Linked DNA regions of Mus musculus: region 2 is linked to region 1. Evidence: chromatin contacts called from ENCODE Hi-C or POLR2A ChIA-PET data. All regions are on one chromosome and are shown on one strand. The core of a region is the stretch at or near the end of the contact, and the rest is flanking DNA. Distances in the headings are between cores, read along the strand shown.

Evidence for each region. A loop is a pair of places that touch in the nucleus more often than their neighbours do. ChIA-PET counts read pairs that join two places held with the same protein, here RNA polymerase II (POLR2A).
Region 2: a map of heart shows a loop between it and region 1 (8-fold over the local background). The contact joins the promoter of Mrps22 here to the promoter of 4930579K19Rik in region 1. A Hi-C loop is called at or near these places in 7 of 37 maps with a recorded cell type or tissue (gastrocnemius and heart). POLR2A ChIA-PET finds 5 or more read pairs at or near these places in 3 of 5 experiments (Patski and embryonic stem cell).

The regions. Positions count from the first base shown.
Region 1 is chr9:98,560,857-98,565,496 of GRCm38, forward strand. It overlaps 4930579K19Rik (RIKEN cDNA 4930579K19 gene), which reads right to left and starts at 2,755. Exons shown (of 1, transcript NR_029444.1): 1 at 1,604-2,755. Copb2 (coatomer protein complex, subunit beta 2 (beta prime)) reads left to right here and starts at 2,875. Exons shown (of 22, transcript NM_015827.2): 1 at 2,875-2,967. The coding sequence starts at 2,965.
Region 2 is chr9:98,599,784-98,604,423 of GRCm38, forward strand. It overlaps Mrps22 (mitochondrial ribosomal protein S22), which reads right to left and starts at 1,896. Exons shown (of 8, transcript NM_025485.3): 1 at 1,690-1,896. The coding sequence starts at 1,861.

The DNA of each region.
Region 1 (4,640 bases), core at 1,505-4,004:
TATTTCTCCCAATTCATTTCTTCAATTGTGTCATATACCTCAGCAAAGGCACATACGTGAACGAGTTAGTTGTCTGGCACAGTGGTCTCCAATAGTTTACCGTATCAATGCCCCAATCCTCCCTATTTATAAATGTTCAGGTTCCAATCCCAGTCCCTTCTTCCTTCTCCCTCACTGCTTCCAAATGAATACTCTTTTCCACGCAAATGTGAAACATTCTGATCTGTAAAACATACCTTACCCTCTACGACTTGAGATCTGACTCGAAGTCTGTGTACTGAGGCTTGTTATCCTCTAACTAAGCTGGGCATTTTCTTCTGTTCTTGCTTTTCCCTAAGGTTAGTCATATTCTGCCCAGTATGCAATGTTTCCTGCCTAACTGATCTTTCCTCCTTATAGACTGTAGCCCTTCCAGGGGAGCAGCTAGCTGCTTCTTCATGCTATTTCTCTGCTAAGCTGATATATATGTATTCAACAACAACAAAAACAAACAAAACATCGTTTCCTTGAAGAATTTTCATTGTCGCAGCCTCTTAGAAGGAAGTGGAAATATGATGTGGACTAGTTAACTTTTTGTTAACTTGTCACAAGTTCAAGTCATCTGGGAATCTCAGTGGAGACAATCCCTCTATCAGACTGGCCTGGAGGCAAGTCTGGGTGTCTTTTCTTAATGATTGACATGTGTGGGCCCAGCCCACTGTTGGCTGTGCCACCCTGGGAACCCAGCAAACCATGGAGAACAAGCCAGAAAGCAGCACTTCTCTGTGGACTCTGCTCCTACTCTTCCCTCCCAGGTTCAAGCCTGGTCCTGTCTGCAGCTCCTGCCTTAGCTTTCCTCAGTTACCGACTGCATCTTCTAGGGTAAAAGAAAGCCTTTCCTCCCAGGCTGGTTTTGCTCAGTGTTTTATCACAGCCACTGAAGTCAAACTAGAACAGATGGGGGTGGGGCTGGGGTGTACACACGGTACTGCTAAATCGATGCTGGAAGGGATGCCCACTTGGGATGAAGCAGCCGTCCTAGAGATTGACCAGCTAAGACTTTAAGCTTGTTATCAATAGCAATCAACCCCTTGGGAAACCCTCTACCAATTTGCTAAGCTTGACCATAGTTCTTTTCTTCCCCAGAGCTATTTTCCCAACCTTCCACATGCCTCTAAGCCAGAGTAAACAAGAGATTTTGTTTTAAGCCCACAATTGAACACTTAAGAGTTATGTGTGTGTGTGTTTATGTATTTGATTATTTTCTTGAAATTTCTTACAATTAAAACCCAAGTCCAGAGTTTTAGAGGTATTCTCTTAAGATAGTACCTAGCATAACTTTTCATATAGCCGAAATTCAGTACATAAGTTTTAAAAGATTAAAAGAGAGAGAGAGAGTCTTGCAGAAACTGGTATTGAACTCGCAGATCTTCAAGGTTTGTGGTTACATGGGTACGCTATGGCCTGGCTAAGAGCTGATCATAGTCACTATTGCAGAACTTGATGTTGCTGACCTGCAGCAGCAAAAGATGGAGACACAAAATGAGCACGGCAGGTGGGGGCTTAACTCTCCAGCAGGTAAACTACAGGTGTTATATAGATTTAAGTATTATCAACAGGTTCTGTGGAATGGAGATGTTATTTTATTTTATATTTATTGATACTGTGTCAAATTAAAAATGCAAAGAGAATTAAGGAATCAAAAATAATAGAAGCCCAGCTATTCTCCACACTAGATATAGTTCACATTTTAAAAAGTTTCAACTAATTCTTGCAATTGGTTGCGCTACAGTATGCGATTATGTGATTATTCATGTCAATTATGTAAAAATCTCATTACTGAGAGAAAATTTGTTTTTACTGACAGAATAGTAAAAATGGATCTTTGAAAACTATCTGACTTTTTGTATATGAAAAACTGAGGCCTATAAATCTCCCAAGAGCCAGGCACTACCTAATGAAAACTCACCCTTACTTCTCTCAGGCTATACAATTCCTTTCTGGAAACCTAGGCTTTTCTCCAACTAGAGGTTTATAAGGAGCTAAGGGCAACTTCCATTTGTTTCATAGCATTATCTTTTTAAAAGGTGTGTGAAATCGATACACAATGTATTTGCACTTTTCCTGGCAATCATTTTTTTGAAATTCAACTAATTTATTAAAGAGCTATTTTGGCATAGCAGATAGAGCACTGGGCTTCCAGGGCGTATTCTCCCCTGAGCCCAGATCTTAACAACACTACTTACTATGCCATCTTGGCCAGTAAACCTGAGTTCTTTGAGTCTTACATTTCCAATCAATAAAACGGAGACGACTCCTACGTGATGTGGCAGTACCACCAACTGAAGGTACATAGCCAAACAAACGACCCGGTGGATGCTCTTTGAAGGGTAATCACCCGACTGCCTCCGGGAGCCTCCAGAACCAAGATCTCAGGGCTCCTCGGAGCCTCAAAGGCGGGAGCCGCGCCCACATCTTTTCCGCCTCGGTCGGTTTCACCCAAGACCCAGACACCGCTCTGGGCCCCGTTCCGGAGCCCGCTGGAGTACACAGTTTTAGAGCTTTCTTTTCTCTGCCAGAGGCTCACGCTGTTCGGATAGCGCTTCCGGGCCCCTCCACTGCTGCCGACGTTCAGCAGGAATCCAGCACTGCGCTCCATCTTCTTGCCTTTCTGAAACTGACCGAAGGTGAGCAGCCCAGACCGCCGCTAGTCACCGCCCAACTCTGGCCACAGCAATACACTCCATCAGCCAGCTCAGCAGCGGGAGACGCGGAAGTCCGCGTTACCTAGGAAACTGGGGCGGGACCATGCACGGACCGCCTTACGGAGGGTGTGCGCAGGCGCAGAGCCTGGCTCCGAGTACCGCGAGAGTCGCTTCCCGGAAGTTCCACGTCAGTGGGTTGGCCGGTCCACGGGTCGGTGGGTTCCTGAGTGTGTCGCCTTGAGCCTGTGACGGGCAGGGGCTCGCTCGGACAGTCGGAGCCATGGTAAGTCGGGCCTCAGGGGACAGAGAGTGGAGCCCACCGGCTGCGGCGGGTTCCCGGGGCTTCTTGGCTAGGAGCAGTAGCTAGAAGCGGTCTGCGCTGCTACTGCTGCGGCCTGACGGGGTCCTCCTGTCCCGTTGGCGTCCTGGGAGGAAGAAGGCCAGACCGGGAGGCTGCCGTGGTGACACAGTAGTGTAACTGGGTACCCGCGAAGGAGCGGCGCCCCCGACTCTCAGGGCGGTCAGGGCGCCTGTCAGTGCCCTTGCAGTCTGCACCGGGTCCGGTAGTGCAAGTAAATGCTAGAGTCAGGACTCGGATGCCAAAGGCAACTTTGACCAAGTCACTTTATTCTGTCATTGAGGGTGGTGCTTGCTAACCCACCTTCCAGGTTGCGTGAGGTGTTTGGTAGTGTGCAGGCACCACATTGCAAACTTAAGCAGAGGAAAACCAGAACTAAACAAAGTTAAATGTATATGGAGCCAGAGGTGAAATTTCAAATGCTATGGCAGCCCAGCTCGTCGTTTTCTAGTTGATGTTGATTGGGCCTTCTGTGCACACAGAGGATGACCTTTTTGGGGAAGGCCCTGAGATCTGCCTAACTTAGTTTTGAGACATATTTTTAATAGTCAATTAAAAATTGACTTTCCTTCTTCAATGTTTGTGAGTTCCATACCCACACATTGAACCAGCTTTCGGTGGAAGACATTTGAGGAAAACTGTTGTGTGAACATGTGCTGTCATAGTATACAACGACTCTTTACAACTTTGACCCCTGTATCGGTGTTCTAACTAATCTAGAGATGACCAGGAGTGATGGGTAAATTATAAGCACTTAAATAACTGAACGTGAGCGTTTTGATTTGGTGGAGGATACTGGAACCATGTGCAGAGATACTAAAAGATGGCTGTATTTTAAGTCTCGAGTAAAAAGTACAAAACATGACTTTATTTATTTGCTCACTCACCATAGGAGCATTTCACTGTCCTGCATTTTGCTAAACATTTACCAGCTGATTGTCACCGCAGCCTGTGGATAATTATGAGTAATGTTTATGGTGGTTACTATAAGCCGTGCTCTGCTCTAACTGAACTCTGATTTTAATTCTCAGAATGCTAAGAGAGATATTATTATTATCCCTGTTATACAAGTCAAACCTTGGGTGTTAATTAAACTTACTACCATGTGTCTGACATGAGCGCTGCAGCTGAGGCTTCTAGCAAGACTGTGGACCTCATCTATACTACCTGTTCCTCCCGTATTCCCAAATACATATGGTGTGGAGAGAAGGAGCTGGATAAGCACTGAGCCTGCCCTTCAGAAATAAACCACTCCACAAGCAAGAAGAGCTGTGTACGTGGATGGGGAAGAATCCTCTGGCTAGGCTAATCAGAAAGGGCATAATGGTGGCAGTGGCATTTAAACTAAGTCTGGAGTTGAGGATGCAGTGTGAGTAGTTTAATCGTCTAAGACCTGGTATGATATCTTTAAAACACTCATGACTGGGATGGTAAGTATGACTCCAGGAGCGCTTGCCTGCAGTAATGCACATTTTAAAATGGGTGTCTTTACTTTGGGGTATGTGCAGCTATATACTAGGTAGTTCAGAGATCCCTAGCCATTTTGAAAAATCAATTTGAAAACCTTGTTAGGATTATCCTAACAATCCTATTTTACA
Region 2 (4,640 bases), core at 646-3,145, 38 kb after region 1:
AGAGTCTTAAAATGATTCCTGACTCCTTCCATACCCAACACACTGAGCCAAAAAAAAAAAAAAAAAAAAAAAAAGCAGGTAAAATGATAGGACTGACCATTATTAACACATAGGAGATTTACTGTGCAGTGCTTGCTGAGCTAAATACACACCATGCTCAGAATATTCAGCTCTCACAGCAACCCTATAAAGCAGTTAGCCCACTTTTACAAAAAACGAATACTAGGTAATCGTCTCTTTTTAGATCTAGCTCCCACTGCCATTACTTTAGTCAAAGCCATGCTTGCTCCTTACCTTGGCTTCTCTGACTCTTTCCTGAACTCACTACAAACCATTCCCACAAAGATTCCTTGAGAGTGATCTGCTAAAAAACGCAAGCAAGATGATTTAAAGCTTTCACATTTAAAACTCGCATGGTTTGACTGTGTCCGCCACTGAGAGATTTAGTCTCTGTCCCAGTTAGGGTTTCTATTACTGCAATGAGTCACCATGGCCATGAGCAAGCTGGGGAGGAAAGGGTTTGGCTTACACTTCCACAGTGTAGTCGTCTATCGTTGAAGGAAGTCGGGACACAAACACAAGTTGCCCAGAGGCAGAAGCTGATGCAGAGGCCATGGAGGGGTGCTGCTTACTGGTTTGCTCCCCCTGCTTTCTTATAGAATCCAGGACCACCACCAGCCCAGGCATTGCACTACCCACAATGGACTGGGCCCTCCCACCTCAAACACTAAGTAAGAAAATGTCCTACAGCTGGATCTTATGGAGGCATTTCTTTCCATTCAGATAACTCTGGCTTGTGTCAAGTTGACACAAAACTAACGAGAACGTTTCTTTGAAGACCAAACTCCTGTGTTTATTCTCATGGTCACCCACAAGCTCCAGTAACTATATACATGCTCAGCACTACACTGTCTTGAGACAAGCTCACGCACCTGCTCGACTCTAGTGATCGTTTTTTTACTCCAGTGCGCCTCAATTTGTATCTAACTGTATACTGACCCTGGAATAACAAAGACATCTCAACTTCAACACAAAACAAGCAAAATTCCGCCTCCTTTCCCGTTTTTTAATTTTCATTTTACCGAGTCATCAATCCAAACTCAAAAATCAACCACATAAACTGTTTCTACCATTAATGTTCTCTAGCTTGCCACGAGTCTCCATTCAACTGCTTACCATCAAAACCTGGACACTTACTTAGACATTATCAATCCTAACTCCAAAATACGTTCCCCCAAAATACCAGCGTTCAGTTTCTTCTCTATACCTCTGCTTATTATGGTGTCCTCTTGTTCTTTTAACCTTAGCATGGTTAGCCTGGTGGCAGCGTTGCCCGTATTTTCCCTGGGATTCATCCCTATGCGTCCAACATAGTTTGAAAGGCAGCTAAGTGCTTTCCGCCCCCCCCTCCCCCCATGCCCGACGTAGCCTGGATCACAGAACTCTGCCAATCGCCACTGGGATAACAGAGTCCAGGTCAACCCTACAGCATGCCCCAAGCTAATGTAGTGTAATGCTTTGCAAGGGGCGGCACGCAAGCACTAGTGACTGAATGAATGAATGAATGAGGACTTAGATAAGTTCTGCAAGGACGGACGGAAGCCGCACGCAGTCTGACAAGCCGCCTTCACTCGTTAGAGCAAGCTCTAAGTTTCCCGGGCGCTCAGCAGAGTTCTGGCGGTCACTCACCTGCCTCGGAGCTGAGCAGGCGGCGAGGCTGCCCCACCTCGAATGGCTGGGGCCGCGTCGCGAGCAGAGCATCGGGGTGGCGCTGGGCTGTGGCCCGAGTACAGACCCGCCGTGCTCGCCGAGAGCCCAATTGGAACCTCCACAGCGACAACGGTGTTCTGACTGCAGCCATGATTACCAGACGCTCTTTGCGCCGGAATCGATAGAGCAACTTCCGGCTCGAGAGGTTTTTGTGCAGCATTCTGGGAAATGTAGTCTGGGTGGAGGCAAGGCGCCGCGGAAGCGTTTTAAAACTACTAAAATCTTTGTGCAAGCAAGGCAAGCACTGTATGGAATGAGCTATATGCCCCGCCCCGCTTCCCTCTTAGAGACAGTCTCTGCAGTCTTGACCTCAAACCCGCTGCAATCCGCTTTCTGACCTCTGATTACAGATGTGGGAATGAACTTTTTAAAGAATTTTTTTAAAGTAATTTTGTTTGTGTGTGCATGCGCATGAACTTGTATGTGGAGGTCAGAGGATAGCCTGGGAGAGTCGCCGCTCTCTTTCGACCCAGAGATGGAACTCAGGTGAAACTTGGTAGCAGGTATCTTTACAACCTGAGCAGGAATCTCACCAGCCCATTTACTTTTGTTTGTTTGTTTATAGTATTAGCTTTATCATTTGTATACAAGACATATACCACATACACACACATGCATACACACATAATACATACATGTTAAGAGTACATACATTAAGAAACAAAATAGTCGGGCGTGGTGGCGCACACCTTTAATCCCAGCACTTGGGAGGCAGAGGCAGGCGGATTTCTGAGTTTGAGGCCAGCCTGGTCTACAGAGTGAGTTCCAGGACAGCCAGGGCTACACAGAGAAACCCTGTCTCGAAAAAAAAAAAAACAAAAAAAAAACCAAAAGAAACAAAATAAGGGCTTGGAATTTAGCTCAGCACTAGAGTACTTGCCCTAGGTTCGGGTCCTAACAACACATGGGCACGTGCAACATCCCACCAACTGCTTATTCACAAGTACGTGTTTGAGTCTCTCGATGTGTGTACAGGTTTTTTGTTTTGTTTTTGTATTTTTTTCCTCTGTGCTCCTTTTCTCTTTTCTTTTTGGTTTTATGGTTCTGAATAATGAATGTGTATTGCCCTCCTAGACCTCTTCCCCCACTTGCGGGTTTAAATCCAACTGTTTGCAGTTCTTTCAAACTTTTCAAACGCACCCCAAATGTTTGTTCTTCATTCTGAATCCATAACCACCAATCACCTTATACCTTCCCTTCATCGGCCCTTCTATAATTTCTGGTCATTCTCCTTATTATCTGCTTATTTTTCTCACCACATGAAGGCTATGCCTATACATTATTATAATTTTACCTAGTACTGTTTATGTGCAGAACAAATACTTGTTGAATGAAAGAATGGATGGGTGGATGGATGGATGGAAGGATGGATGGATTGGTAAATGGATGGATGCATAGATGGATGGATGGATGGATGGATGGATGGATGGATGGATGGATCAATGGATGGATGGATGGATGGATGGATGGATGGATGGATGGATGGATAGGTGGGTGGATGCATAGATGGATGGATGGATGGATGGATGGATGGATGGATGGATGGATTGGTGGATGGATGGATGGATGGATTGGTGGATGGATGGATGGATGGATGGATGGATGGATGGATGGATGGATTGGTGGATGTATGCATGGATGGATGGATGGATGGATGGATGGATGGATAGATAGGTGGATGGATGGATGGATGGATGGATGGATGGGTGGGTGGGTGGATGAATGGATGGACGGATGGATGAGTGGGCACATGATTTCATTATATTCTTTTCTAGGTGACTAGGGAGTGCAATTCTTTTCCTTCCATAGATTAGTCAGCTTAAGTAAGCACTTTGCCCTAGGCCTGGCAGAAGAAAGTTGTTGAACAAATATGTGTTTGAATTTGCTGGATAGAGAGAGACTTAACTCCTAACCTCACCTATTTTCTTCCCCATTCCCCATTGTGAAAATTCATTTAACAAAATGGAGTCACTCCTAGCTTATCCCATTGTAAAGGAGTCTCCTCTCCACAGGAGACACTATAGCTATGAACACTTACTGCAAGAGCTAAACCAATCCGTTGACAAAGGCTCCCCTGCCTTTAAGAATAGTTTTACTTAGTAACAAGTACCAGAGCTGCTGTGACCGTTAGACTGGCTTACACAGTCATTTCTGAGGCTTGTCAGCTTTCTAAAGCAAAAAAGTGCCCCCCCCCCCAAAAAAACCCTATCTCCCTTCATTTCAAAGTGATTGAGACTATCTTAGTAAAACCCACAACTTTTTCTTTGTCCACTGAACATATCAGGGATCACCCCAGTTTTATGTACTCATGCCCCTGTTTCTAATCTTAATCTTTGTTCCCAAATAATTGGTTTTTTGGAAATTCATGCCTGTGTTTCTGTTTGAGTTTTAAAAGGTTATTTGCGTATTTATTTGTTTGATTATTTGTATATGTGAGTTTATGTGGCTATCTGTGTGCTCTAATCTATTACCTTCTTCCTGTGCACTTTACATGGGGGTCTGTCTCTACACTCGGGGCTCATGCTTTCTTGGACAGCCTGGAAGCCTCAGGGACCCTCCTGTCTCCACCCTCTCTATCAATGCTGGGACACATGCATGGGATATCCACCTGGTTACATGAGTTCTGGGACCTGAGCTTTGGTCCTCATGCTTGTGCAGCAAGTTCCCTTAACTCCTGAGCCATCAAAGGTGACAGCATTATGGACTCTACTATTGCTATTTGAATGGGAGAAGATGACAGCCCTAGGCTTGGCCTTAATTCAGGTAGGGGCTACTATCCTGATCTCCCTCATCACTCTATGTAGTAAGAAGTACCAATAGTGGGAGACTGAATCGGAAATACATGCAGCAGGCTCCCACCTCAAGCATTT